2 separate regions of the Homo sapiens genome follow, and region 1 is linked to region 2. A link is an interaction called in ENCODE POLR2A ChIA-PET data of the cell type or tissue named here. Cell type or tissue: OCI-LY7. All regions are shown on one strand. Each heading gives the region's core, and the rest is flanking DNA. Links, peaks and the distances in the headings are about the cores only. Region 1 has its middle 33 kb from the start of RNGTT. Region 2 overlaps ANKRD6 (ankyrin repeat domain 6).

Region 1 (12,409 bases), core at 4,789-9,788, 610 kb before region 2:
GAGGATATTCTTTCTACCGTCTTCTTTCTACCTTCTCCCTGGTTCTCAGCCTTGGCTGCACATTAGAATACCTGGGACATTTTGAAAAGTCCTGTTGCCCAGTCTTCATAACCCACACCAATTAAATCAGAATTTCTGCCATCAGCATTTATTAAAGTTCCACAGATAGGCCAGGCACAATGGCTCACACCTGTAATCCCAACACTTTGGGAGATCAAGGCAGGAGGATACTTGAGCCCAAGAGTTTGAGGTTACAGTGAGCTATGAACATGCCACTGCACTCCAGACCAGATGACAGAGCAAAACCCTGTCTCCAAAATGAAAAAAAGAAAAAAAAAGTTTCACAGATGATTCTAGTATGTATCTTAAATTGAAAACCACTGCTTGGCCAGGCGTGGTGGCCCACATCTGTAATCCTAGCACTTTGAGAGGCCGAGGTGGGTGGATCACCTGAGGTCGGGAGTTCGAGACCAGCCTGACCAACATGGAGAAACCCTCTCTCTACTAAAAATACAAAAATTAGCTGGGTGTGGTGTTGCATGTCTGTAATCCCAGCTACTCGGGAGGCTGAGGCAGGAGAATCGTTTGAACCCGGGAGGCGGAGTTTGCGGTGAGCTGAGATCGTGCCATTGCACTCCAGCCTGGGCAACAAGAGTGAAACTCCGTCTCAAAAAAGGAAAGAAAAGAAAAGAGAAAAGAAAAGAAAAGAAAACCACTGCTTGGCTGGGTATAGTGGTTTACACCTATAATCTCCGCACTTTGGAAGACTCAGGCAGGAGGCTCACTTGCGGTCAGGAGTTCAAGACCAGCTTGGGCAACATAATGAGACCCACTGCTTAACTAAATCTTAATAAGATCAAACTCTCCCCAAAGGCAAAGCAGTTTTTTGCCTTTTGCTTTATCTCATCCTATGCTGCCTAGTATAGTTTTTCTGCCTAGATTAGGTGACCAAGTGATAGAAAATACAAAGAGAGTAACAAGATACGTAGGATTGGGGATAAAGTCAGGATTGTCACCCTCTGAGCTCAGATCGTCATTTTTTTTTTTTATGTTTGTTTTTTTAAGGCCTTTCTCCATTGTGGAATTTTAATGCTGAAAGAGGTTGGTGACACCTTCAGGTGAAGGCTTTCAACATTCACTGTATTCATAAGGGCTTTTTCCAGTGTGGCAGATCTGCTTTTGAGATTCAGCTCTATCATCACCTAACTCTCTGACCCAAAGTAAGTTAATTGTAAAATGGAGAAGTAAAAGTATCTATTTGAGAGTGTGTCATGGGGATTACATTAGAAAAATGTGGATAAAGCACTTAGCTTGGCCCTTGGTACATGCTCCATAAAATAGCAAATTAAGAATCAACACAAAATGGTTGAGATGACCCACTTGCAAATGTTATCCTTCCTGAGAGATCATTTGTAACAGGTAGTAGGAGGCCTTAGAAAGTAACCTGCAGGCTGGGCACAGTGGCTCACACCTGTAATCCCAGCACTTTCAGAGGCTGAAGCGGGCGAATCACTTGAGATCAGGAGTTCCAGACCAGGCTGGCCAACATGGCGAAACCACGTCTCTACTAAAAAAAAAAAATACAAAAATTAGCTGGGCATGGTGGCACATGCATGTAGCCCCAGCTACTCAGGAGGCTGAGGCATGAAAATCGCTTGAACCTGGGAGGCGGAGATTGAAGTTAGCCGAGATCATGCCACTGTACTTCAGCATGGGAGACAGAGCAAGACTCGGTCTCAAAACAGGAAAGAAAGGAAAGAAAAGAAAGAAAGAAAGAAAGAAAGAAAGAAAGAAAGAAAGAAAGAAAGAAAGAAAGAAAGAAAGAAAGAAAGAAAGAAAGGAGAAAGAGAGAGAAAGAAAGAAAGAAAGAAGAAAGAGAGAGAGAGGGAGGGAGAGAGGGAGGGAGGGAGGAAGGAAGGAAGGAAGGAGAAAGAAAGAAAAAAGAAAAGAAAGAAAGAAACAGAAAGCAAGCAAGCTGTAGTGACAGTATTAGTCAAGTGTGTATCCTCAGGCCTGTTATTTAATTACAGTTATCTCTTCCTACCTGTGGGTTCTGTATCTTCAGATTCAACCAACTGGGGATTGAATATATTTGGGAAAAGAAAAATACAACAATAAAAAGTAATACAAATTTTAAAATATAGTATAACAAGTATTTACATAATATTGATATTATATTGGGTATTATAAGTAATCTGAAGATGATGTAAAGTATACAAGAGGATGTGCATAGGTTATATGCAAATACTACCCCATTTTCTCTCATTCTCTTTCTCTCTTTTTTTTTTTTTTTTCTGAGACAGAGTCTCACTATTGTTGCCCAGGCTGGTCTCAAACTTCTGGGCTCAAGCAGTCCTCCTGCCTCAGCCTCCTGAGTAAGTGGGATTACAGGTATGCACCATCACACCCAGCTACTATGCCATTTTATACAAGGGACTTGGGCATCCATGGATTTTGCTATCCAAGGGGGATCCTAGAATCAATCACTAACAGATACTGAAGGGCAACTGTAAAGAGAATGTAATCTAATCACTCCTCCAGTAACTTGAACATGTCAAGTAATATTATAGTAATGGAAGTGTCATTGACTGCATAGACCAGAGCGGGAAATACACTGCAGAAATAGGGTGGCAGGAAAGAGAGAGAGAGAGAGAGTTTATGGTGTATCTCTAACACTATATGGAAGAGAAAACACATCTTTCATGGTGGGAACTTTTGTCCCAGCATTGAGAGACTTTCCTGGATCATTGGAATGATAGGAAAGAAACTGTGCTGCTACTCCAGCTGCAACTTTACCCTCTGGTATCAATAGGCCTTTTTGAAGACAGGAACTCCTTGGGGAATACCAAGCTTGGCCCAATTACAAAGGCCCCTTGATCTGGGAGTCAGAATCATATAGCAGCCTGATCTTTTCTCCTCAAGAAACCACTCTCAAAACACAATCTGTGTTAGAAAAGGTTTTCAAAACTAAATTACATTTACATTTTAGTTTGTTAGAGCAGGAACTTCCTTTTTGATTAACCTTCATTAGTCACTGAATATTGTGAAATATATATTTGGTCTTCCACTTCCTGGCATATAACTCCTAAAATCCTTGGACTCTCTGAAGTGATAAACATACTTTTGCATGCTAATTAGTTGACTGATGGCTGGCAACTCCTATGTAGCTTTAGGATGGGGGCTAATCACCCCAAAAACCAAGGCAGGATTAGAGGATTGGAACTTTCAGCCCCACCCCCCAACCTCCTAGAAGAGGTCAGGAGAAAGATGCTTTAGAAATAAACTACAGTAGATCTATTAATTCTTTCAATCAATTTAGCTATTTGTGAAATTTCATTTTGTGCAAGGAGGTAACACCTGCATTTCCATCACCTGCTAGCAGTCTCACAAATATGTATTATTGGTCATAAATGGAATTAGAAACTTCTATCATGAATGTAAGTAGAGGAACTAAAAACAGAAGGCCATTTGTATTATATCATCCAGAATATAAAGCATTATTTAATAAATTCAAACTGTTTTCTAAATGATACCCTGGTGTCCACAATGTTACTGCAGCCCCTTAACAAAGCTTACTTAATAACTAATACTCCTGTGGCTTGAGAGAACTCTATAGGAGTAACAGATATGTAATTTATTTCCCAGAACATGGATAACATAGGGTTAAAATTGTAATTTGTCATAAATGTATACTACAAATGTAATATAAAATTATAATTTTTCCAAATATCTAGTTGTTCTAGTCATATTTGTTGGCCTATCAATTTCCCCATTGAATTTCCCTGGCACCTTTGTAAAAAGACAATCCACTATATATGTGTGGGTCTATTTGTGGATTCCATTGATCTACTTACAATAGTATCACACAGTTTTGATGACTGTAGCCTTTTAGTAATTTTTTTTTTTTTTGAGATCAGGGACTTGCTCTGTCACCCAGGCTAGTGTGCAAAGTGGTGTGATCAGGGCTTACTCCTGGGCTCAAGAAATCCTCCAACCTTAGCTTCCTGAGTAGCTGGGACCACAGGTGTGTGCCATCATGCCTGGCTAATTTTTTATTTTTTGTGGAGACAGGGTCTCACTACGTTGTCCAGGCTGGTCTTGAACTCCTGGGCTCAAGCAATCCTCCTGCCTCAGACTCCCAAAGTGCTTTTAATAATTTTTGAATTCAAAAATTATGTTTTTGAAGTGTTGAAGTCTCCCAACTTTGTCCTTCTCAAGATTATTTTAGCTATTCTAGATTCTCTGCAACTTCATATAAGCTTTACAATCAACTTGCTCATTTCTGTTTAAATAATTCTGTTAGGATTTTGGTTGGGATGGCTTTGGCTCTATGAGCCAATATCAAGAGAGTTTACATCTTAATAAGATGGATGCTTCCAATCCATGAACACAGTTTACCACTCCATTTATTTAGGTCCTTAATTTCTCACCGTAATATTTAATGTTCTTCAGTGTGCAGGTTTTGCACATTGTTGATTAAATTTTTTATTCCTAGGTATTTCATATTTTGATGCTTTTGTAAATGATATTATTTTTAAATTGCATATATAATGCAGCAGCATAAAGTATATCTTGATGAATGGAAAGAACTTATAAAGAATGTATACTCTGAAATTATTAGATTATCTATAAACATGTAAATCAAGTCAAAATGGTGAGAGTGTTATCCAAATCTTTTTTTTTTTTTTTTTTTTTTTTGAGATGGAGTTTCTTATTGCCCAGGCTGGAGTGCAATGGCACGATCTCGGCTCACTGCAACCTCCACCTCCCGGGTTCAAGCGACTCTCCTGCCTCAGCCTCCTGAGTAGCTGGGATTACAGGCATGTGCCATCACTCCCGGCTAATTTTGTATTTTTAGTAGAGACGGGGTTTCTCCATGTTGGTTGGGCTGGTCTCGAACTCCTGACCTCAGGTAATCCGCCCACCTCGCCTCCCAAAGTGCTGGAATTAGAGGCATAAGCCACCACGCCCGGCCTATCCAAATCTTCTATAACTTTATTGATATTTTGTCTTCTTACCCCATCACACACTGAAGGAGAAGCATTAAAACCTCCAAGTATGCCTGGAGATCTATTTCTCTTTTATCAATATTTTGCTTTCATACACCTTGAAGCTATTACGAGGTGCACATGCACTTAGAATTGTTATGTCTTCTTGGCTGGGCACGGTGGCTCACACCTGTAATCCCAGCACTTTGGGAGGCCAAGGCAGTTGGGTTGCTTGAGCCCAGGAGTTTGAGACCAGCCTGGGAAACATGGTGAGACCCCATATGTAGAAAAAAAAATTAAAAATTAACTAGACATGGTGGCGCATGCCTGTAGTCCCAGCTTCTTGGGAGGCTGAGGTGGGAGGATAGCTTGAGCCTAAGAGGTGGAGTTTGCAGTGAGCTGAGATCACGCCACTGTACTTCGCCTGGGTGACAGAGAGAGACCCTGTCTCAAAATAAATAAATAAATAAAATTAATTATTATGTCTTCTTGTTTAAATGACCTTTTTATCATTGCAAAATGATCTTCTTTATCTTTAGAAATACTCCTTGTCTTTAAATCTACTTTGACTGATATATAGGGATATGGTCAGACAGAAATGTGGGTTGTACCCCATTTGTGTCTAATGAAACTTTCCTTTCTTGGAGCTATCTTTGGGGTGGTTCTGAATCTTGTGAGGACTGATTTGCACCTCTTTGGAGATGCCTCATACATCCTTGGTTAAGTCATAATCTTGATTAAGGCATTTTGGTTTTGGTGAATCTCTAGGAAGATATCTTTGGTAAAGAGTTCAAAAGCCAGGAATATTGGCTGTTTGTCCTGGATAAAATCTGATAGTAAGAGATTTGTAAAATTTTTTTTTTTAATCTTCATGGTCATTCAGAAGTCAGCTTAATCAAAAGCTGATATTTAGACTATAATGTTTTTGTTTTTTCTTTTTTTTTTTTCTTTTTTTTGAAAAACGAAAACTGGCCAGGTGCAGTGGCTCACACCTATAATCCCCGCACTTTAGGAGGCTGAGTCAGGAGAATCACTTGAGGCTAGTAGTTCAAGATCAGCCTGGGCAACATAGTGAAATCCCATTTCCACAAAAAGAAAAAAAATGAGCCTGGTATTGTGACGCATACCTGTGGTCCCAGCTACTTGAAAGGCTGAGGTGAGAGGATCACTTAAGCCTGGAAGGTTGAGGCTGCAGTAAGCTGTGATTGTGCCACTGCACTCCAGCCGCGGTGACAGAGGGAGACCTTGTCTCAAAAAAAACCCAAAAAAACAAAAAACAAAACAAAAAAAACTTTCGCTTTTGGATCCTGTTTCTGGGAATTTTTTCCAGTCGACTGAATTTCATTTCTAATTATATGTTTGGTTCTTGTATTTGCTTCCTTTTTTATTGGCATGATTTTTGCTGAGAAAAATATAAAATTTCAGTGGCCTTTCAAGAAAGCTTAAAATCTCCAAATTGGCTCCTCTAAGATTTGTTCTTCCATTTCTTTCCACTTCTACTTCCTTTTTGCCTTTTTTTCTTTTCTTTTGTTTCCTTTTCTTTTCTTTCTTTCTTTTTTTTTTTTTTTTAAAACGAGGTTTCACTCTGTTGCCCACCAGGCTGGAGTCCAGTGGCACAATCACGGCTCACTGCGGCCTTGACCTCCCAAGGGATCCTCCCACTTCAGCCTCCCAAATAGCTAGGACCTCAGGTGTATACTACCAGGCCTGGCTAATGTTTTCATTTTTTGTAGCAATGGGGTCCCACTATGTTAACCAGGCTGGTCTCAAACTCTTGGGCTCAAGCAATCCTCCTGCCTTAGCCTCCCAAAGTGCTGGGATTACAGACATGAGCCACTGTACCCAGGCTTTTTTTGCCACTGAGACCCCCTGAGGAACACAGGAAAATGTGCCATACATCCCCTTTTTAGGGTCTTCTCTTTTCCTCCTGGAGCCTAAAGAGTCATGGGCAGGTTACTGTCATGTCTAAAGTTCTACTCTCTTTTGCACTGAGTTTCCTGATCTCTCTGGCTTTGGGGGGTACCAGGGATTACTTTGTACTGTGAGAGAAACCTGACCTTTCTGTGTGTGAAGACTGGTGGGTCACTGGCAAGGGCTGCAGTTTTGGAGGTGGCTGACAGTGGTTATCACAAATGGTTATTACTGCAGGAAGCTACTTATTTCTTCATGCGTTTAGATAAAAAGAGGTGTGGTTTGGACACCTGGAGGCTGTAGGAACACTCACCACAAAGTGATAAGATTCCCATGGGGGATGGTTTGATCACAGAGTAGGCAAACTGATGTTGGGTCACCCACCAGCCCTGGGGGAATATCCTTGCAACAAGGTGCAGAGTGGAAACATTGCACAGCCTGATCCCATAGTGTTTCCCTTTTTTGTTTGTTTGTTTGTTTGTGACAGAGTTTTGCTCTTGTTGCTTAGGCTGGAGTGCAATGGCGCGATCGCGGCTCACCACAACCTCTGCTCCCAGGTTCAAGCGAATCACCTGTCTCAGCCTCCCTAGTAGCTGGGATTACAGGTGCCCACCACCACGCCCAACTAACTTTTTGCATTTTTAGTAGAGATGGTGTTTCATTGTGTTGGCCAGGCTGGTCTCAAACTCCTGACCTCAGGCGATCCATCCACCTTAGCCTCCCAAAGTGCTGGGATTACAGGCATGAGCCACCGTGCCCGGCTTAGTGTTTCCCTCTTTTTAAGGACCTGGGATTCAGTGTAAAAATGGGATCCTGGATTCCTGGGGTTCTAGATGCTCTCCTTCCAACTGCACCTGCTTTTCACATATACTAGTATTAGGCCCTAGAAATTGCAAATGCTTTTTTGGCCTTATTTTTTAATGGGGTCCACCCTGAGCTCAGTGATCCAGTTAAGAAACAGAAACTAAATTTTAAAACCACATATCTAACAAGATTGGTGTCCAAAATATGGCTTTCTAGCATTCAGTTGATTATTTGGAAAAGGTTTTTGAATTTTTTTCTAGGCTTATCTGTATGTTTCCTTGTAAAATCTATAGTAAATTCCCATGACTTTGACTTTGGTGTCATGTTTAATCTTCCTCTAACACAACCAAACTCCTTGTTGAAAACCCTTACATTCTTTCTCTTTACATTGAGATGTAAATTTGCTATCTTGTTTCCTCTAAAACTAGGGAAAGGCTTTGGCCATGTAAGACAGATAAACTTTAACTTGTTCCATTTACAGAGCCATGACTTAATTTAATTGTCCTTTTGTTAACTAGTGGGTTTTAAGCTGGGCACAGTAGCATGTGCCTTTGGTCCCAGCTACCTGGAGGCTGAGGCAGACGGGTTGCTTGAGCTCAGAAGTTTAAGGTTAGCATGCTCAACATAGTAAAACCATATCTCAAATAAAAAAATAAATAAAATAGTGAGTTTTAAATATCTAATTGCTAAAATTTTAAAAATTGAAGCTGTTAAGTCTGTATGTTTGTCTGTTTTTTTTTTAAATTTATTAATTTTTTTTTTTTTTTTTTTTGAGACAGAGTCTCACTCTGTTGCCCAGGCTGGAGTGCAGTGGCATGATCTCAACTCACTGCAACCTCCACCACTTGGGCTTAAGCAATTCTTACGCCTCAGCCTCCAGAGTAGCTGGAACTACAGGCATATACCACCAGGCCCAGCTAATTTTTGTATTTTTAGTAGAGATGGGATTTCACCATGTTGGCCAGGCTGATCTCAAACTCTGGTCCTCAAATGATCCACCTGCCTCGGCCTCCCAAAGTGCTGGGATTACAGGCATGAGCCAACATGCCCAGCAATTTATTAATTTTTGAGACAATGTCTCACTTTGTTGCCCAGGCTGGAGTGCAGTGGTGTGATTATAGCTCACTGAAGCCTTGACTACCTGGGCTCAAGTGATCCTCCTGCCTCAGCTTCCTGAGTAGCTAGGACCACAGGCACACAACACCACACCTGGCTAATACTTTTTGTATAAATGGGATCTTGCTATGGTGCTCAGGCTAGTCTTGAACTCCTGGACTCAAGTGATCCTCCTGCCTCAGCCTCCCAAAGGGCTGAGATTACAAGGTGTGACCCACCACACCTGAGTGTCTGTATTTTAAGTAAAAATTTTTTTTATTTTTAACTTTTCTTAAAGACAAGGTCACACTATATTGCCCAGGCTGAACTGCCACCTCAGCCTCCTAAGTAGCTGGGACCACAGGGACACACCACCACACCTGGCTGTTTGTCTGTATTTTTATGTATACATGTATAAACATGTCTGTTTGCATATTGTCTGCAGGGTACCAAATTGACCTACAAATAAATGAGCACTTATAAAGTAAATAACTAGCCCAAATGCTTTTCAAGTTCACATGACTTTAGTCATCTCTATTAAAGAAAGCTAGGTTTTAAATTGCTGGTAAAATAAAATAGAAATATCTTCAGAATTTTAGACATTTTTGCTTGAGTATACTGGTCAGACAAATGTATGCTGTCTCTGCTAGATGTCTGAAGGTAATAAAACTGTGGCTTCTGTGATACTTTTGATATTTTCTTGATCTAGCTATAAGCTTACATCTTTGGTTTTGAGTTGTTAGATTCTGTGGCCTAAACAGGTGGCGATGATGAGGCCTGAAGACATATGCATATCCACAGCACTTAGGCCACCAACTACAGGGTAGAGCCAAGTCCAGTATGTCCTCCCTGACCCAGCTGTATCTCCTGGCCATGCTAGAAAGAGTCAAATCCTCCAGGCATTGTCTTGACTGCTCTATCCTCTGTGCCAGGCTCTGCACCTGATACCAAACAATCAAAATTGCTTGGCCAAGTGCAGTGGCTCACACCCGCAATCCCAATACTTTGGAAGGCCAAGGTGGGCAAATCACTTGAGGCCGGAAGTTCAAGACCAGCCTAGCCAACATGGCGAAACCTCGTCTCTACTGAAAATACAAAAATTAACCAGGCATAGTGACGCACATCTGTAATCCCAGCTACTCGGGTGGCCCAGGCACAAGAATCGCTTGAACCCAGGAGGCGGAGGTTGCAGTGAGCCTGGGCAACAGAGTGATCTGTCTCAAAAAAAAAATGTTTACTTACTAGGTTTTTCACTGGAAATTAGCATTACTAAGAAAGTTGTAGTTAATATACGTCATTAAAACTACTACATGTAAGAGAAATAATTCTGTATACAAAGTACGTAAGAAAAGTAGCAAGTGTTTTTGGTAAGGAAAGTTATTTTAAAAACGTGAAGATGTGTTTTTTTGTTCAAGGAAAAGTAATTTTGTGTAGTTTAGTGGTTATTTAAAGGTTCTTTTAAATTAAAGTAATAAAAACAGAAAGATTGGTGAAAAAATAAGGGAAGAAAAGAAAAAAAGATAAAACTGAATGGGTACAGAAAGTTGGGGAAAAAAGAGTGAAAAAGATTTGTAAGAGGTTATGAAACGTTTATGGGACCAGGTGCGCCGGCTCACACCTGTAATCTTAGCACTTTGGGAGGCCAAGGCAAGAAGATTGCTTGAGGCCAGGAGTTCGAGACCACCCTGATCAACACAGCAAGACCTAGTTTCTATTTTTTTTTTTTAAATAAATAAAAGGCTATGGAAATCTTGTGTGGTCAAAGCTGATTGAGATTGGATTAATCTGTTTATAAGGTTTTATCCAAAATATCCTTTAGCATTAGTAATACATTGATACAAAGATAGAATTTGGTTTTCTCTTTTTTCTTTTTGTCCTCAGGAATTCTTGTTGTGCAGCTTTCTTATGAATAATATTTTCCTGTAGTGTTAACAAGAAATAGTAAAAGAGTTGTTCACCTTTTGAGTAAATTGTTAAAAAAAAAAGAGATAGAGGAATTTGCATTATAATGTCTTTCCTAGTTTTCAGATTGTTTGAAAAACTGAGTCTCCTCTCTATCAAAGAGCAGATTTTTTAATATTTTAATTATCATTTCTTATTTATTTATTTATTAAGAGACAGGCTCTTACTCCTTCTCCCAGGCTGAAGTGTAATGGCACAATCACAACTCCCTGTAACCTCAAACCCCTGGGTTCAATCCTCCCATCTCAGTCTCCTGAGTAGCTAGGACTATGAGCATGCGCCACCATGCCCAGCTAATCTTTTTTTACTTTTGTTAAAGACAGGGTCTCACCATGTTGCCCAGGCTGGTCTGAAACTTGTAGACTCAAGTGATTCTCCTACCTTGGCCTCCCAGGGTGTCAGTCAATGCCATGACCCATGGTGACCAGCTTGAGCTCACCCAGCAGAAAATATGGAAAAGCAGAGCAACTCATTTAAGAGAAAGCACCAAGATGACCAGCTTTCTGATGCCACCTGCAAGTAGAGGGACTCAGAGATCATGCAGCAAAAGCAGAAAAAGGCAAATGAGAAGGAGAAACCCAAGTAGCTTTGTGGCTTCATGCGCAACCCTCCTGCCATTCACCAGTGTCCCTGCATCTGCAGCAGGTCCCTTTCGTGCTTCCTTCCCCTCAGGTAGCCTCTCTGCCCCGGGCCATGGGAGTCACAGTTGCCCCTTCCCAGTGTTTTTTATTCCTGTGGGGCTCACCCCAAAGTATTAAAAGTAGCTTTGTAATTCCTTGGGGAAAAAAAAAGAATGAAATGATGCTTAACTTTGAGTTATATTTGTATAAATGTGTTAACATGTGTTCAAAAATTGCATGAGATTCCTAAAAATCTGGTATATCTTGGCAAATTGCATTATTCTAACGCTTTTTCTCTCCATTCTGTTTGTAAATCCTAGAGTGTTGTGTCTTCAAGAAGATTGATGGAAAAAAATGGAGACTGTCACAGGTACTCTTAAATACACACCTCTGCTGATAATTTTGAGATCACACAATTGGACTGCATAAGAATTTCAAAAACTTCAGTGAAAAAAGGGGACTCATAAAATTGCTAACCAATATCAAGCAGAGCAAGAATTAATTACATGAGACTAAAGTAATAAAGGACTGAAATTGTTGTTATTACTGTTTTTTAGACAGGGTCTTACTCTGTCACCCAGGCTGGAGTACAGTGGCATGATCGGCTCACTGCAGCTTCGACCTCCTGGGCTCAAGTGATCCTCCCACCTCAGCTTCTAGAGCAGCTGGGACCACAGGCATGTACCACCATGACTGGCTAATTTTTTATTTTTAGTACAGGCAAGGTCTCGCTATGTTGCCCAGGCTGGTCTCAAACTCCTGGGCTCAAGCAATCCTCCTGCCTCAGCCTCCCAAAGTGCTGTGATTATAGGCATAAGCCACTGCACCCAGCTGAAATAATTTTTCTATAACTTTTCTGCTTGAAATATTGCTGGTTCTTTCATTTATTTATTTATTTGAGACATGGTCTCACTCTGTCACCCAGGCTGGAGTGCAGTGGTATGAACACAGCTCACTGCAGCCTCTAACTCTTGGGCTCAAGCAATTCTCCCACCGCAGCCTCTCACAGGCATGCACCACCATGGCCAG
Region 2 (12,409 bases), core at 2,846-7,845:
ATCATAATGAGAAGAATTAGGTCTTGGGTAATGTGCCTTTCCCACCTGTGTGTCTTCCTTAGGATGGGAATACAGCCTTGCATGAAGCATCCTGGCATGGTTTCAGCCAGTCAGCCAAGCTGCTCATTAAAGCAGGAGCCAACGTGCTTGCCAAGAACAAGGTGAGGCCTGGCAGATGCTAGAATGCCTCATTCACAGGTGAGGATGGCTGTGGGTTTCTCCCCCTGTGGGAGCCTTCTTCCAGTGAGAAGAGTGAGAGCCCAGAGTGGCACGAGGAACCTGAAGGTCCATTCGGCCCAGAAGTTTCATTTGCAGAAAAGGCTAGAAGCTGATTGATATTCCAGGTCAGGAGCAAGTGCACCAACAGCGCCAAAACCCTGCTTATGTGAGAGGCCCCTGACTGCTGCTGGGAATCTACATGCGATTACTGTCCCATAGTTTTTTTGTATTCAAAAAATATGGCAATGGAGTTGGCATTAAAAAAATCAGCAAAAGAACTTTAAAATGCTAATACCGAAAATTAGTAAAGTGGGCTCCCCTAGATGCTGCTGGGAAAGTGTGATACGAATAGCCACCTTTGGGAGACAATTTGGCAAAACAAATCAGGAGCCTTAAAATGGTCCTTTTTTGGCCTGGCATGGTGGCTCACACCTGTAATCACAGCACTTTGGGTGGCTGAGGTGGGTGGATCACCTGAGGTCAAGGGTTTGAGACCAGCCTGGCCAACATGGTGAAACCCCATCTCTAATAAAAATACAAAAATTATCCGGGAATGGTGGCTCATGCCTGTAGTCCCAGCTACTTGGGAGGCTGAGGCAGGAGAATCGCTTGAACCTAGGAAGCAGAGGTTACAGTGAGCCAAGATTGCACCACTGCACTCCAGCCTGGGCACAGAGTGAGAGACTGTCGTGGGGGCAGGTGGGGGCGGGGGTGGGCCTTTTTTGGCCAGGTGCAGTGGCTTATGCCTGTAATCCCAAACTTTTAGGAGGCTGAGGCAGGCGGATCACTTGAGACCAGGCATTCAAGACCAGCCTGGCCAACATGGTGAAACCCTGTTTCTACTAAAAATACAAAAAATTAGCTGGATGTGGTGGTGCATGCCGTCATCCCAGCTACTCGGAAGGCTGAGACACAAGAATCGCTTGAACCTGGTAGGCGGAAGTTGCAGTGAGCTTAGTTCGTGCCACTGTACTCCAGCTTGGGTGACAGAGTGAGACCCGGTCTCAAAAAAAAAAAAAAGGTCCTTTTTACTTGGTACCTACCTTTCTTGGACTCTATCCTAAAAAGGTAATAAAACCTGCTATTGAAATGAAATATGGAAAAGAAAAAAATAAGCAATAAAACCAGTAAAATTTTACCGACAAAGATGTTCATGACAGCAGTAGTTATATTTTTTTAACTGTGGGGAGGGAGACTTAGAATTATGGTTCATTCATACAGTGGAATATAATTAATATTAAAATCGTAGTTTTGAAAATAATGCTTTCCACTGTTAAAGAACATCACAAAGAGATATAAGATCATATATAGTACATGTCCCAGTGCTTAATATAAATTTGTGTATTTAAAAATTTAAGCACAGAAGAATATCATCAGAATATTAACAGTGGTTATCTCTGGGAATTGAGGCTAAGATTGATTTTTATTTTTGTACCTTTCCCAAATTTTCCAGAATGAACCCATTATTTCTTTTACAATTGGGAGAAGAGACTTTTTTTTTTTTTTTTTGGATACAGAATCTCGTTCTGTCACCCAGGCTGGAGTGCAATGGCACACTGTCGGCTTATTGCAACCTCTGCCTCCTGAGTTCAAGCGATTCTCCTGCCTCAGCCTCCTAAGTAGCTGGGCATGTGCCCCCACGCCCGGCTAATTTTTCCATTTTTAGTAGAGATGGGGTTTCACCATGTTGGCCAGGCTGGTCTTGAACTCCTGACCCCGTGATCTGCCCGCCTCAGCCTCCTAAGTATCTGGGCATGTGCCCCCACGCCTGGCTAATTTTTCTATTTTTAGTAGAGATGGGGTTTCACCATGTTGGCCAGGCTGGTCTTGAACTCCTGACCCCGTGATCTGCCCACCTCGGCCTCCCAAAGTGTTGGGATTACAGGCGTGAGCCACTGTGCCCATGCCAAGAGATATACTTTATCTCAAAAATAAAAAAGCGTTATCAGTACTCTGGAGATATTTGCAGTTGAGGTAAGAAGGGTCATAAAAGGGCTTACCCTCTTTTCTTTCCCTGGATGGCCAGATTGGGTCTGTAGCAGGGGCCTGAGAATTTCCCACAGTGCACTGCCACATCACAGAGTGGTAGCTTCAGCTAATAGTGGTAGGATAATGAATCAGGTGGGCTAGAATGGGGTTCTAGGTGGCAGTAGCCTGGGGACAATGGGCAGCAGTAAGTACCCTCCCTAATACACACACACACACTATATATATATATATATGTACAATTTCATGGCCAAGTCAAATCTGAAACCATAGTATCTCTAGCTTATGACACACAGACATCTGCATACAAGATCTTCAACAGCAATGCCAGGCAAATCAAGCTATAGAAATATACCCCATCAATGAAGTGACTTCTCCAGACCTTGCATGCTGCAGGAAATAGAAATGACAGCCTGAAACTCCTTTGTGAACGTAATCTCTGTGGGAGCAAGAGAACCCACCTCAGTGGCTTTGCCCTCCGGTGAAATCTCCTGGCTCTCACTACTTTTCCATTGGTTCATTAGAGAGCATAGTTAAGCAAGCCATGCCTTCGTCATTTTCATCCGTCTCCCCTCTCCAGTCCCTCATTACATCTTAGGACATCTTCAAGTCTCACACCTGTTCCTCTTTCCATGCTCATTCTTAAGCATGCCCTGGATTATTTCAGATGCCTCAAGCAGATTGGCAGGCTCAAATCTAGTCCCTCCTTTCATCCTGCTCTTCCTCTGCTCAGCGACCTTCTCATAAAGCTCCTGTCTGACACTGTCTATAAGCCTCTGCTGGCCCACCTCTGGAGTTCCTCCTGGCTCCTTTCCCCTAGAGCACCTCCTGTGCCCTCAGAGTGGGGCTCACTGGCCTGCTTCTCATTCCTGCCTATAGACCTCCAACCTGGCCCCAGGCCCTCTCCCTCCCCGAAGACCCACTGGGCTGCTTCTGCAACTCTCCCTTGGCACCGCATGCAGCTTTGTGCTGTCGTTTCCTAGTTCATATTTTTCATGGTTCCCTCATGGATCAAAAGCTTGAGGTCTGAGAGCAGCAAGCTACGTATGGTAATATCGCCGGTAGTGCCTGGCTCACAGCTCAGGAGGTGGGTGGCTGCCCATTTCTTCAAAATGCATATGGTCTGGAACAGGAGTTGATGGTGTGTAATCACTTTTTTTTTTCTTTTTGAGACAGAGTTTCACTCTTGTTGCCCAGGCTGGAGTGCAATGGCTCAATCTCGGCTCACTGCAACCTCCGCCTCCCGGGTTCAAGCGATTCTCCTGCCTCACCCTCCCGAGTAGCTGGGATTACAGGCACCTGCCATCACGCTCAGCTAATTTTTGTATTTTTAGTAGAGACAGCGTTTCACCATGTTGGCCAGACTGGTTTTGAAATCCTGACCTCAGGTGATCCACTCACCTTGGCCTCCCAAAGTGCTGGGATTACAGGAGTGAGCCACCGAACCCGGCCTGTAATCACCACGTTTTTTTGTTTGTTTGTTTGTTTTGAGACAGAGTCTCACTCTGTTGCCAGGCTGGAGCGCGATCTCGGCTTGCTGAAACCTCTGCCTCCCGGGTTCAAGCTATTACGCTGCCTCAGCCTCCTGAGTAGCTGAGACTACAGGCACACACCACCATGCCCAGCTAATTTTTGTATTTTTAGTAGAGACGAGGTTTCACCATGTTGGCTGGGATGGTCTTGATCTCTTGATCTTGTGATCCACCCACCTCGGCCTCCCAAGGTGATGGATTACAGGCGTGAACCACTGCACCCAGCCCAGAAATTGTTTCTGTGTAAATAAAATGGCTTCAGAAGGACAGGTCAGGAAACTCATGCGTCTCAAAGGGAGGGACATTTTGTACCAGCCATAGCCCGTAGAAAGATCCTTCTTATTCAGCAGATGTAGCAGCTCCTGTCTGGGAAATCAGTACCCACTACTCAGGGTGGGGAAAAACGCCTGCTACATATATATCTACCCTAGGTCACATTTTCTAATGTCAGGTTTTGAGATATAGGTATGAAGTCACGCTGTTCTGTGAGTTTTGACAAATGTATACGGTTGTGTAACCCCCACCATAAGATATAGAATGTTTCCATTGCCCCTTAATGTTCCTTTGCGCCCTCTGGTGGCAGGCCCCCAGTCACCCTCTCCCAGCCCCGGGCAACCACGGATCTGTTTTGCTTGTTCATAAAGGTCATGTAAATGGAATCATACAGTATGCGGCCTTCTGTGTGTGGCTTCTTAAACTTAGCATAATGTTTTTGAGATTCCTCCGTGTCGTTACATGGAGGAATGGTTCACGCCTCTTTATTGCTGAGGAGTATTCCATTGTGTGGATCTACCACAATTTGTTTATCCAAACCTATGGTTTTTAATTTTCTTGGTGCAAATGCTTTTCCACATCATCGATATTTCCTTATTGGCAATATAAGCTTTGGTATGATCTATTTCTAGAGGCATCAGATTTCTTTCATTTCACTCATGTATTCAACACGTATTTAGTGGTTGCCATGAAGCCCATAACTTGCAGACAACTTGAGAGTAGTGTTTTTAAAACCTGGGCAGACCCCTTGTTGCTGAGAACTAAACTAGCAGTGGTTCTCCACCTGGCTGCACATTAGACCCTCCTGGGGAACTATAAACAAACGAAAAAGGAAAAAAAACAAAACTTAAAAAAAAAAAAAACCTGAAGACCAGGCCTGGGGTGATGGACTGTCCCAGTTTGCCCTGGGCTAAAGGGTTTCCCGGAATGTGGGACTTTCAGTACTAAAATAGGGATGCTGGATACCCATCCCCAAGGCCACATAAATCAGAGTCCCTAGAACGGTTGTGGCTGTGCACAGGGCTGGTTTGAAAGCTTCCCCAGGTGATTCTAATGTGCACCCAAGGGTTGAGAACCAGCGAGCCTGCTAGAACCTCAGGCCTGTAATCCTCCCTGTGCCTGGAGGTAAAAGTGAGACAAAAGGTCCACCAGGGCTGGTTGGAGCTAAGGTGAAGAGAAGGGGGATAAGCAAACTGGCCGCATCCAGTATTCCTCTATTTTTTTTTTTTTTAACTCATTTCTCTTTTTAAAAGATCAGGAATCTGATATACTGGAGTATCGGCAGCCAGGACTGTGAGATCCAGAAGGGTGTGAACTAGGTGAGGGAGAAGCAATGAACAGGCAGTGTAATGCTCTGAGCCCACGCACCTGCAAGCCTGACCCAGCACTTGAGCTCAGCAGAACCAACGCGGAGCTTCTGTGTTTAACCTCCTGAGTGCTTGCAGGCTCTTGGATGACACAATGTCACCTATCACACGGCCTTGCTTTCTTGTTACTTTTCTAGGGGTTATCAGCGGCCTCACATGCCCTACTCCCATAGACTCAAAAGTTCTGTTCATGTCCTGCAATTTTTTCCTGCAGTATTGCTATGGACCTTATTCTGACCCTTGGTTGTCATTGTGATGTGGTTTGTTGAGGTTCTCAAAAACAAGAAGGACCCAAAAAGCAAGAGGGTCTCAATCTGTGTCCTAAGTGATAGATGCAACTGTACTGCCTGAAAGGCAGGGCCTGGTGTCCATAGTTAAAATTTTGATGTTTCAAGAAAAATACAAGAATGGGTGACTTGAAAAAGGCTAACAAGTTAAATCTCAGTTGCATTAGCCTGCCCTTCCAGGAAGTGGCTAGTTTTACTTTTTTTAGCCCACCATTGGCAGGGATTGTAACCACAGCTATTGCCCATGTGGGGCAGGAAGTCATCTGATAGGAATTGAGTACTGTGCATGTGTCCAGCATTGTGTGTTAAGAAAACACCTTCCTAGACACTCTGAGTCAATCCCCATAGTTTTAGGATGTGGGGGTCATGCTCCATTTCCCAGGTAAGGAATTTGAGCATTTGAAAAGGCTGGCTTTTAGTTAGTAAGTTGCAGAGCCAGGACTTGGAACCAAGGTTTTATGACAAATAGGACTCTTCTGCCTGTTCAGACTCCAAATTAAATGTTCTTACCTCTGAAGCATCCCCACTGAAACCATCGGGCAAGAGGCAGAGAATGTGAGCGTTGCCTTTTCCCCCGAGTAAGTACTGCCCCTCTGCAAGGCATGCAAGTCTGTGCGGAAGCATGTTGCTAATATGTCCTCCCTCTCTCTGCCTCTCTCCAAGGCGGGGAACACAGCTCTGCACCTGGCCTGCCAGAACAGCCACTCCCAGAGCACGCGCGTCCTCCTGCTGGCCGGGTCCCGCGCTGACCTCAAAAATAATGTGGGTGAACAAAACCAGATTCTCACGTTCTCTCTTTCTTGTGTCACTTCAGAAAATAACTTCATGAGCATACTTGAACCTTAACATCTAGAAATTAAAATGTAAAAAGTATTTGGGGACTATCTCTAAAGTGTTCTTTTTTTGGCAATTTTCTAAGGGATCATTCAGGCATGTGAGAAGAAGAATCAAAAGACTTGGAAATACTGCTTTTCTCCCATCATTTTCCCTTCATGCCTCATCTTTGGTTTATCATTTCTTACAGTACGTGTCTGGCCAATTACAGACTAGGAAACCAGTTAATGTTTTAAGAAAGTCTCTACCCACATAGAGTGTTGAGTGTTGTACTATTATCAGCAAATATGAGCTGGTGCCATTTACAGGGGAGGTCCTCTAATGCCCCATGCCCAGCATCTATAGCGAGCAGGTCCTACTGATGACTGAGGCGTCCTTGGGATGAGCTGACCGGAAAGGTCACATGGGTATCGCTTCTTCACAAAGAAGCTGTATTTCCTTTATAAATCCCCTGCCTTAGCCACGTTGGCTAAATAAATAAATAAATCTGAGGCTTCTTTCTAAAGTGTCCTCAGGTGAGGGTCTCCCTGTTTGGGGTAGACTCATCTAATGCTCTGAACCTCAGCTTTGAGCTTGGTTCCGTCTTAATGCAGGGGAGAAAAGTATGCCAAGTGGCCAGTGTTCTCCAGACAGAGCTAGGATGGAAATGGCAAGAAAACACTGCAGGCAGCTTTTTGTCTCCAGTTCTTTATTGTCTTTGTGGGAACAGGGTTCTGCCTGTTGTGCTTACTGAGCATCCTGCCCCTGAGTTTTTCTTCATACCCTTTTTTTGCTCCCAGTGATTGCTTCCTTATGAGCTCCCCTACTACATAGCTCCATATAGGATATTGGGGTCCAACTGAAGTGGGATACTCCTTGAACTTCAGGGGGTACGTGTAATCTTAAGATTTGACAACCCCCCTGCTGCCCTGTCCTTTCATCCATGAGGGATCTATGCTGGGAAGGGCTCATTTCCAAAGCAATGCTGTTGGTCTTAAGTCAGTATACTACTGACCTTTTGGGTTGTAGGGAGGCTAGGGTCCCTGGATCCTCCTCAAGCACAGGTAAGCAGAGCCTGCCTTAGCTCTTGGAAAGGTCTCATGGGGAGCAGACGTCTAGTTTCATAAACGTGGAAGCAGTGATTCTGTGACCACGTGGTTGTTCTGCACAGGCAGAAAGGGAGCAGGGCTGCCCACAGCAGCAAAGAATGGCGAGCCTTGGGGTGGAGCATCTATGTTAAAAGAGCTGCTTATGATTCCCTAAAGAGTACATGATAGTCTGCTAGCTTTTAAATAACATTTTCTTTCTACTTTTCTCTATTTGTTTTGTAACTGCTCAGATTGTGCTTAGAGTTTGATTTTTGTCCGCAGGCAGGAGACACCTGTTTGCACGTTGCTGCGCGCTATAATCACTTGTCCATCATTAGGCTCCTCCTCACTGCTTTCTGTTCTGTCCATGAAAAGAACCAGGTCAGTGCATGTATTCTCTTCATGGCTGCCAGCACCCTTCCCACAAGGCTACCGGACAGGTCTGTTAGTGCAAACGGGAGCAGAGGCTGCTGGGAAGCTGCCATGTCACCTACCTGGGACTCAGCCAGCAGTGGGCTTTGCATGGGTGTCACACTGAGTTCTAGTGGCCCTGGCTTATCTGGCCTGCTAGAGAAAGTGTGCCCTTATAATTCCTGTGCATATCACCACATTTGCATATTGAACATTTTCTGGAGATCCTGGGGCAGGCTTTGTTTTTTAAATGTGATTTTAAAAAGAAAACCCACGAGGAAGAATGTGATTTAGTAAAGAAGCAAGGGAGGCCGGGTGCAGTGGCTCACATCCCAGTACTTTGGGAAGCCAAGGCAGGAGGATCACTTGAGGCTAGGAGTTCAAGACCAGCCCGGGCAACATAGCGAGACCCTGTCTCTACAAAAAATTTTTTTAAAAATTTGGCCGGCCGTGGTGGCTCATGCCTGTAATTCCAGCACTTTGGGAGACTAAGGTGGGTGGATCACTTCGAGTTCAGGAGTTCAAGACCGGCCTGGCCAACATGGTGAAACCCTGTCTCTACCAAAAATACAAAAATTAGCCAGGCGTGGTGGCGTGCACCTGCAATCTCAGCTACTCAGGAAGCTGAGGCAGGAGAATTGCCTGAACCCAGGAGGCAGAGGTTGCAGTGAACCGAGATCATGCTACTGTACTACAACCTGGGCAACAGAGCAAGACTACATCTCAAAATAAATAAATAATAAGTTAATTAAATTTAAAAATTGGGCAGAGTGGCATGTGCCTGTAGTTCCAGCTACTCAGGAGGCTGAGGCAGGTGGATTGTTTGAGCCTAGGAGTTTGAAGCTGTGGTGAGTGAGCCATGATCTTGCCACTGCACACCAGTCTGGGCAACAGAATGAGACCCCGTCTCTTTAAAGGAAAAAAAAAAAAACAAAAAAAAAAACCCACCAAGCAAGCATAGGAATTAGAAGTCTTATAACTCCCTAAGTTCTGTTCCTTGCACTGCCACTTACTTACACTTGAGCTGATAGTCTTTCATTCCCATAAAATTGGGCATATAATCTGTAGAGAGTGCCATGCAATGGGGTTTTGAAATAAAGCTGTGAATATTACCGTCTTCCTTAGAAATGTGCACAATTTCCAGCAGTCATTGGATTTGAAAATTAGATTGTCTTGGTATTTATTGACACCTATGTGGTACATTGTTTCACTTTTCTTTGTTGGAGTGCATAAATCTTAACTAAAAAAAAAAAATTAGATTGTGGTGTAGATTAAAAATACCATGGAATGGTGGTTTCTGACCCTGGCTGCATATGAGAATCAACAGGGGAATTAAGAATACTGTTCCTGGATCCCACCCCAGTTGAAAGAGTCAGAACCTCTGGGGGTGAGGTCCAGGCAATGGTGTTTTTAAAAAGCTCTCTGTCTGAGTATACAGCCACTGACCTAATCAAGTAGCACGGCCTCCCCAGTGGGGTGCTAGATCATCAGGTGACCCCTGCATAGCCCCCACCAACCAGTGCCTTTCAACCTTGGCAGCGTGTCACGGCACTTGAGAGCTTTAAAAAGTCCCCCTGCCCAGCCCACATGGTAGACCAATGAATTCAGCATCTCTGAGAGTGGGACCCAGGCATCATCATTTTTTAAAGCTCTGAAGCTTATTCCAATATTCAGCCAAGGGGAAAGCACTGTGCAGAGCTTCCCTTCAATACACATAGCTAAGTGACTCAGAAATGAAATAAAAATTTTCCCACCCCTCACAAAGATGGCTGAATGTTCATGCTACCCAGGAAAAAAGTATCAGGCGCTTTGCCTGATCACCTGATAGGAGAAAGAATGAATTGTTTCACTTCTCCTATATTTGTCTGGTTTATTTATATCATTGTGTTTGGAAAATGACAGCATTTGCATTTGGAATTGGCCCACTAAGCTGCAGTTGTCTTTATCCTCCTTTCATAGTTGATTTTGTGAAAGCATATTTCTTGTATAAAGATAATATGAACATTTATTTATAGGCTATCTGTAAGATGTAGAAAACAGTTGGTCTTGAGTGAACACTGGTTCTTGGTGTTTCCACCCGCACAAAGCATATCCTGAGCCTGCAGATGGATTGAGTCCCAGTGGCCCCTTCAGATCTACCCGCTGTAGCTGCAGGCTGGCCTGTCACCTCTCCGGTGCTTGCAGAAGTAGCCATCTTCACGGCTTCTCCTGCTCAATCCAGCACTCAGACACCAAGCAGTTTTCTGACCTCTGACCTCCCTGGGTAAAAGAACAGAGCCAAAAGTGGAATGACTAGCCTGCCTGCCCCAGGCCTCCTGCCTGTCCTCCTGTCCTCGTGAGGCTTCAGGTCCCACCATTCTCAACAACCCAGGCCAGCATTACTTTGCCCCTGCGTTTAATCCTGCTGCGTGATTTCAGGTATCCTCACTCAGAAAGAAAGGTGATATTGGTGCCGAGGTCACTTAGTTCCAAGACCTCTTTAAGTAGAGCCTCATAACGCTTTAACAAAGGGCCCCATTTCAGTCTCAGGCAAATCTCAGTTTGACTTTGAAGAGCCACACCTAGGCCAGGTAATGAAAAGCTGGGGGCTGTAGGCCATGAGCAGATGAGGTTTAGCAGACCTTCTAATCAATTCCAGGCTGGAGACACAGCACTTCACGTTGCTGCTGCCCTAAATCACAAGAAGGTGGCCAAAATCTTACTGGAAGCCGGAGCAGATACGACCATTGTTAACAATGTAAGTTGAGTTGCAACATTGCTTTCTAAAGTGGTTCCCACCCCTTTCCAGAATGGGATGTGTACTAAACCCCTGCAGACCCCCAGGCCCAGCGCACTCTGGAAGACGGGGGATCTCTGCTGGAACCACAGCCCCCAGGGCCATTGGGGTGGACTTGAAGGGTACCCCTGCTCTGAGCAGCCCCAGGAGTTGACAAGCCTTGGGGCCTGCTTTTAGCTGCCTGACTGCAGTGAACACAACCTGGCATGAAAAAGAACTCAGGGATGTCCAGTTAAACTGACGAGTGGATGTTACCCAAAGTGAGTTCCAAGCTGTAAATGCATGTGATGCTCAGAAAAATGGCCACATGGCCCTCAGTTTAGTCAGCTTCAAAATTCTAAAGCAACTCCTTTCTCTTCCACTTTGCCTGACCTCACTGTTTCCCTTTCCCTCTCCCCCTCTCACTGTGTGTCCTGCAGATCCTAGAGCAGGCACCAGCTCAGGTGCGCTTTCTTCTTCGAGGCTGTCCTGCGGTCTCTGCCCCTCTGAATGGTTCAGCAGGGCCTGGAGGGTGCAACAGCTGCTGTGTGGAGGTTTTTTTGAGGGGTGTGTGGTCTGGGACTGCTGAAGCTGGCACAAGGCTCTTCAGCTTCCTTGGCTCCTGTATCTAGCTCCCCTCTTTCTCCTCCTGCCTTCTTTTAGCTCTACAACCAGTACTGGGGGTGCAGTTCCATGATGCCTTGAATATCTTCCTTTTGCTATCAACTCCTGGGTTTTGGCTTCATCTCCTGAGAACCTACATTATGGCCATAACTCGTAGTTGCTTTTCATATTCAACTTCCTGAATCTCTCTGGCCAGCCCTGATCTGCTCCTCCGGCGTCTTCCCACTGTTTTCCAGGGGAGATTAATCACTGGGCTGGGCCTCAGATCCTCTGTGGTGTTTCCCCAACTGAAACATTCCCCCTGGATGCTGTCTGAGTGCTACGTTCCCTCCCCTCTTTGCAGGGAAGCACTCCTTGGTGGGTGGTACCCAGGCCTTGGCCTCCTAAAGCACTTCTTGCCCCCTTGGTCTGCCCTTGCCCTCTGGTGTCATATATTTTACTTAGCGTGTCTTCCAGTGTGACCCACCTCCCTCACTGGAGGGTCTGAGGCTGATGACCAGGGCCATATCACATAGGTGGCCATGTTTTGCCACGTAGGTGCTGGGTGTGACTGGGTGTGGAACTGCCTGCTCCTGGCCAGAGCTGTGCCAGCTGGGCTATGTGCGTGTGGGACCCGTGGCCCTTTCTCACCTGTCCTACTCTGCCTCTCCTCAGGCAGGCCAGACTCCGCTGGAGACTGCCCGCTACCACAATAACCCGGAAGTTGCTCTTCTCCTTACTAAAGCTCCCCAGGTAGGATTTACTGCCCTTTCCATGGTACTGATTATGCGGGACTACAAAGTTGTTGGGACTCCTGGTTGCAATCTACTGAAGCCTCTTCAAACTAACTTAAATATGGAATGTAACCAGGCAGTGGAGGTATAGGCATGCATGGGGGCCCAGGATGACGGGAGTCAAAGGCATCAAGTCCAGCTCTTCGTGTTCATGCCTGGGCCGCCTCATCTTCTCCCTGTGGCTGGATCTTTGTCACGGCCAGCTGCCTAGGTCATAGTTTCCCAGCTACTCAGCCAAGGAAGAAGTTCCAGTTTAAGACATCGCAGGACAGGGCCATGAT

What was found. Peaks named below come from ENCODE experiments on the same cell type or tissue, not always from the same donor. Only the 100,000 strongest peaks of a DNase experiment are listed, where the experiment ranks them.
Region 1: POLR2A ChIA-PET joins it to region 2 with 7 read pairs; 3 of 35 experiments call an interaction of 5 or more read pairs at or near these places.

What each region holds. Positions count from the first base shown.
Region 1 is chr6:88,990,297-89,002,705 of GRCh38, forward strand. No RefSeq gene overlaps it. Among named protein-coding and RNA genes, the nearest start is that of RNGTT, 33 kb to the left of the region's middle. In OCI-LY7, for the core only: no CTCF peak of the experiment used is centred there; no DNase peak of the experiment used is centred there.
Region 2 is chr6:89,605,945-89,618,353 of GRCh38, forward strand. It overlaps ANKRD6 (ankyrin repeat domain 6), which reads left to right. Exons shown (of 16, transcript NM_001242809.2): 5 at 63-161; 6 at 6,328-6,426; 7 at 7,848-7,946; 8 at 10,615-10,713; 9 at 12,010-12,087. All of the region lies in intron 1 of LOC124901359 (a long non-coding RNA gene), which reads right to left. Among named protein-coding and RNA genes, the nearest start is that of MDN1-AS1, 26 kb to the right of the region's middle. RefSeq lists a silencer at 3,438-3,637. In OCI-LY7, for the core only: CTCF peaks have their summits at 4,312 (motif pointing left), 4,511 and 6,469; DNase peaks (open chromatin) are centred at 4,317 and 5,907.